Regions from separate parts of the Homo sapiens genome. Here region 1 is linked to region 2. Evidence: chromatin contacts called from ENCODE Hi-C data. All regions are on one chromosome and are shown on one strand. The core of a region is the stretch at or near the end of the contact, and the rest is flanking DNA. Distances in the headings are between cores, read along the strand shown. Region 1 overlaps LOC100505498 (a long non-coding RNA gene). Region 2 overlaps TEX41 (testis expressed 41).

Region 1 (2,957 bases), core at 204-2,703, 160 kb before region 2:
TCCCCTACCACCCTCAACTAGTGTTTCCTGCACCTCCCAAATAAACTGCTTGCCCTCGTGCCCTTATGTCTAGTTCAGCTTCTGGGGAAACCCAAACTAAGACACCAAGCATTTGCATTCACAGGGCTTCAACTACAGTGATAGTTAGATCCTCCTAGGCAGAAAGAGAAAGCGACAGCATGCATTTCTTCTCTTCTGGTGTTCTCTTTAGCCAAATTTGCCATATTTAACTGTTTTTACATGCAATCTTAGTAGACAAATTAAAGAGATTATTTAATAGTTTACACAAGTCCTATAATTCAGAATATGAATGCAACATATGAGTAGCTTATGTGTTGGCTCTGTTCTAGCCCTTGATCTGTAGGAGCAATAAACAATGTGAGTGCATGGGGGAAAATCTCACAGAAATAGCATTGTATCCACACCTGTGAAGAACAAGCATGGTTCGAGGATATTTCTAACTCTGGGGAGTGATAAAAGTATGACACCATAAGATATGCAATGCTATAAAGACATGAGTTAATTTTAAAATACTTTCTATACTATAAACTATTAGACAAATATAGGGCAGTGCTATTATTATAATGATGAATGGCATACACATGATATCATATGAAATAACCTAAAATCTGTTTCTAAAATATGAAAAAAAACTTTTCCTTATAATAAACTCTAATTTCTGAATCACCAAATCTTATTAGGGCTGCTTATACCTATGAAAACTATACCAATATTTAATTGACTTCAAAACTGATTAATAAAAGACTGTCTCCAACATGTATTTTGAACTAAATATTTTAGCATCCGCTTACCATGTCTATCAAAAATGCTTAATAAAACTTTTAGTGTGAGGCTTTATTAGTCCTTGATGTTAAATGTCTAGAATAATCTTCTTCTTAGGGATCCTTTCTAACTGCAAGTTTAAATTTTAAGGGCTTTTAAATTTGCCTTTTTGTTGTTTTGTTGGTTTTTCTTTTACAGCAATAAATGAGTCCACTACATGATTACTCTAAGCAACCTTTGATTTTAAATAAGTTCTCAGAGAAAACTAATAACTCTAAAATTTAGCACTTTCTTAAAAATCAAATCCATTTCTACATGATGTAATTTCTTTTCAAAATTAATTTTAAGGACTAGAAATTCTTCACTGCTAATTGGTACATTGGGTATAATATTTGTTTTTAGATACAGAGTAAACAATTTACTTTAGTATCAAGGAAACATAGTTAAGATTTTATTAGAATTCTAAAAATGAATAATAAGCCCAGCCCTGTGCTTGTTGTAATAGCTAAAATAAACTTGCTGCTCACACCATGGTGACTTAGCTAAGCTCTTCCTTCATTCCATCAAACTGCATGGGGCAGCAGCTGGGCTTCTTTCCGACACCCTTGGCATGTTTACTGCAGCCATGTAACTTAGTCTCAGAGGGCTGGGGCTGTTGCTAGGGCTTGGACCACACCTTCCTCCTGCTTACCTAAAGCCCATTGGTCATGATTTCATAATCAGGCAGTTTTGCACAATGTCAACATAGGGGCATTGACAAAAATATTATCTGTGTTTCTACAGGTGTTATATTTTTTGCTCCCCTAGTGACTACTAATCATTCAACTGGACTAAAATGATATATTTTAAAAAACAATGTCCTGGCATTGCTGAGAACATGCATATAAGGCCATGAAGGTCTACACAGCAAGGATTGCACAATAACCCATTAAAATAAACATTTGCAACCGCAGATAGCTGGACTGAAATCCTGCTCTGATACAAATAACATCTGGACAACTTTTTTTTGCATCTTCCAGCATAAAACACCCTTGAGAAAAAATAGAAGGAAAGCTAAAAGACAAAGGACCACTAAAGGTTTTATTATGTTATGGGTGTGGTGCCATAAATTTGAGGGGGCTCAGGCCAGAGTTGCCAAACCCGAATTTAAACAGCATGTTGTTTTTAAAAGTTGTAACACTGATGAGGAACAATTCAGTTTTCTTACATAATTAATCCAGTGTGAAATAGAGTGACTGGAAAACATCCAGTGGTTTAAAAATAACTCAATTATTTATAAGTTCCACAGTGCTATAGGATTCCACTCTAAGGAGTAGAAAGTGAAACATCTTGGTACCAAGTATGTTGTTCTTATTCAGCAAGGGCCTCAGGAAGTCAACATAAACAATCTCATAGTAAAAGATTATGCTGAGGCCAAAGACACTAAGGTTCCCTTGGATTATGGATCAGGCTAGTGGGCAGGAAAAAGTTTCTTTCCTTGACATTTATATATTGGTGATAAATAAATATTAGTATATCTTACTAATCCCCAAAGAACTGAACAATGTGAAGTGGGGGTATTAGGCTGCAGGGAACAGAGGGAAGAGGGGAGGAGGTCTGGGAAAGAAAGAAAAATGAGCCTCTTTCATAAGATCTATAACATAGGCTATGAATCATACATGACAGTGAATGGACTTTAATTTCTAATGTTGTTCTTTGATGTGAAGCAAAATAATTACAAGCTGAAAGATACTAGCAAGTATTATATTCAATATAAAGATAAAGAAATTAGCCATAAATAAACCCTTCTATAAAATCTCATGCTCAGGGCAGGCTCACAGCTAGCAACATACATTTGTGTCAGCTACAGCTGGCTGCTAAACAAAGGGAATGAAAGTTTGCTTCAGTTAATATTAAAATCTTGCAAAATATTTCACAGTTGTCTCAGGCATTTTTTTGCTCTTTTTTCTACTTAAAGGGGGCATGTGAGAGGTGGCAATAGTCTAAAAGGGCCAAGCCAGAAGTTAGAGCATGGATCTGTAAGGTGCCTTTAAAGGGCTAAGGAGCTTTACTAAGTCATGTGATTTACCTTAAATTCACCCTTTGTTTCAGCTAGAGTGCAGACATAAGTAAAAGAAGGAAGCAGACCTTTATTCATTTGGCCACTCCATCAACTGTGGGCCTAGTACGTTCCA
Region 2 (2,861 bases), core at 224-2,723:
CTTCCAATACTCAAAGACTACATAATATAGAAGCTTGGCATCCTCCCAGCTCTTTCATAAATCATCCCACATTATGCAACACTTATTTTTCCAAATAGAGGTAAAAGATTACATCCTTAAGGTCCATTTTATCTAAATGCATCCCTTTTGGCCCAGTGTGTAGAACATATCTAGATTAATGATTGAGGGCATCTAACTATGAAATGAATCACTATTACCTTTCCTTTTTCCACCCCCCCTCTCTCTCTGTTGGCTTTTCTCTAGTACAGGATTTTTCACAGGACAACAGCTTTTGATTTGGACTTTTAACCTCTTTGGATTGAAGTAGAGAGAGGGCATATTAGAACAAAATTTATGGAGAAATTCAAAATTAAATATCAAAGTGTAGGCATGAATGTGTGGGACAATTTTGATTTGTATTTGCTTTCCCACACCATTTTGTATCCCATGGTAGAGGCTGTCATGAGTAGGGAAGTATTCCAGTTAGTGGAACAACGGCCTGTGAATTCATATATTGGCAACATCTTAATTCTGTTCTGTGACTTAATCTCTCTAAGATTTACATTGTAAAAACAGTAATCTAGACATTTCAGGGTTGCTTGCTATCTAAAGATGTAAAAAACAAAAGTACACAAATGAATGGTTTCAAAATGCTTTTGAAAAATAATGTAAACATCACCAAAAGGTTTTGTTTTTAATTGTCAGATGCTTTCTTTCTCATTTTCAGATGATGACAAACACAATGGCAGACACTCAATATTTCTGAGAGTTTTTTAATATGCAAACTTTTTGATTTGAACATTAAGAGTTTGATAGCACACAATAGCCTCTGTGGCTTTAAAATGCCTTAATTATTTTAAATACAAATGTAAAATTCAGACACCTAGTGTTACTTAAATGCACCCAGGTTTCTGTGGTTTAATAATAACATCTGTTTTGGTTTTTCAACCACAAAAGTGCATTTAATCTGTTCTTCCTTTAGTTGAACTTTTCACATCTGCTTCGGCTCGGTTCCCATAAGCTAAAGACCAGATCTTTTCCAAAAGTAGGAAGTCTACCTGTACGACTGTTGTTCTAGCTCAAAAGATCTGTTTTTAATACCAGCTGAAGATTTCAAAAGAATAACAAAAATAAACTTCTTACCCATAATGCACTTCTTATGCTTTTTGGCTTACATATCAGTGCGGTCATTTTATGAATGCAATACTGCCTGGACATTTTAAATTAAAACAGTGAATTGTCAGATCACACATGCCCAGGTAGTCCCTGATCTCTTAAGTTTTTTAATCATGGAAAAAGAGTGTATTCTATTAAGTTAATTTTTCATGAAAAAGTTATACTAAGGATGGACAGTGGCTTAAAAACCTCAGTGGTTTTTTTTGGACACACACTTAGTGCTTATCTGAATCCCATGGGTCCTGAAAAGTAGGCCGGAAAATGTTGCAAGGACAACATTACTTCACAGATTTTCCACAATTGTTTGCTGCCTCCGAGGCTTCAGCTCTTATAACCAATCCTAAGAGACCTATCTAAAATCAGAGACTGTGAAACCAAATCCTAATAAGCGTCTTTGAAAACCAACCAAGGTGCTGAGATGAAACACATTTTTCTTTACGTATGAATTTTGGTAGAGAAAATTATTGAATAAATGAGTGCCTGGGTTAGATATGTGATAATTGTTTTTCTCAAGTGGAAAGATTGACTCTCTTTATCAGCATTCACAAGAGATTGAACAAAGCTGAATATTCAGTCTTTATTTGGACAAGATTTAATTGATATCAAGTTAGTCTAATTATTTTATTTTAGAAAGTTATTTTGAATATGTGAGATGCACATAATTATATATTTTTCCTGATGTATGATTATGTAATTATACGTGGTCCTGTTTACAGGACAGAGCAACACAGCATGCTGCAATTAGTAGGTGTTCAACTCATGTTTGGTGAATGAGGCCTAATGAGGCAATATAATGGAGAGAGCCCGGTAGACTACCTTTGTCGATGCAAACAAGATGATTCTGTGATTTGAATAATTTCCCAATGTCTTACGTAAATAGGAGTTGTCAGCAGGGGTGATTCAACTTAATTCAAAAAATATTTACTGATTGCATGACATGTGCAAGTCACTACAATAAGCAGAGTAACAAATACAGGAATAAGCATGAGTTTTACAAAGTTAAAGTAGCAAATTATGAAAAATGCCTTAAGAAAAATAGCAAAACACTGTTATGGTGGAAATAGCATTTGAGACAGGCCTTGAAAGAAAAGTCATCAAAATTTGGAGAGTGTTGAATACGAGAGTTTTGAACGAAAGGTGAGAAAGAAAGTGATCTGGTAAGACAGCAAAAGATTTCAGGTCTAGAGAACATAATTAGGAAAAGTAGAGAATGACAAGCAGTTTCATTTGTCTCATGGACAAGGATAAAGATAGAAGAGTAGCCTGGTGGTATGCTATGGAACACTTTAAATGCTCTGCCAAGGAGCAGGCACATCATATAGTAGACAATGAGAGCCTGAATCTTCAAATTAGGTTTTCTTAATGGTATTCAAATATTTACCACAAATTTCCATCATTTTGCCAGCAAAGACAGATCTAAACAAGTACATTTTTTTCCAAACTTGGTCAAAATCATTTGGTATTGCTCTTAAATTTATTTTTCATTTAAAAGATAAGTCGTGGAGGGGGATATCTGTCAAATTTTCTGAACCTTACATTCATTGCTGGGCTTGAAGATAAAGCATAAGAGGTCCTTTTACAGTTCACGCAGAAGAAACAGTCTCTGGAAGAGAGAAGGAAACCCTTAAAAATATGAGTAGAAAAGCCATTTGTGGAACTTCTTGCACCCAAATACTCAAAATTAA

What was found. A loop is a pair of places that touch in the nucleus more often than their neighbours do. Pooled maps may share reads with other maps.
Region 1: a map of heart right ventricle shows a loop between it and region 2 (2.4-fold over the local background). The contact joins two enhancer-like sites. A Hi-C loop is called at or near these places in 2 of 168 maps with a recorded cell type or tissue (cardiac septum and heart right ventricle) and 4 of 50 pooled maps.

What each region holds. Positions count from the first base shown.
Region 1 is chr2:145,156,952-145,159,908 of GRCh38, reverse strand. The region is part of intron 3 of LOC100505498 (a long non-coding RNA gene); the gene reads right to left. Among named protein-coding and RNA genes, the nearest start is that of LINC01966, 280 kb to the right of the region's middle. Within about 2 kb of position 1,453, at least 11 of the 41 ENCODE cell types and tissues checked have a DNase peak (open chromatin) inside an H3K27ac peak, as active enhancers do; they include heart right ventricle, where a contact is called at or near this core.
Region 2 is chr2:144,997,819-145,000,679 of GRCh38, reverse strand. All of the region lies in intron 3 of TEX41 (testis expressed 41), which reads right to left. Among named protein-coding and RNA genes, the nearest start is that of LINC01966, 120 kb to the right of the region's middle. Within about 2 kb of position 1,473, at least 4 of the 41 ENCODE cell types and tissues checked have a DNase peak (open chromatin) inside an H3K27ac peak, as active enhancers do; they include heart right ventricle, where a contact is called at or near this core.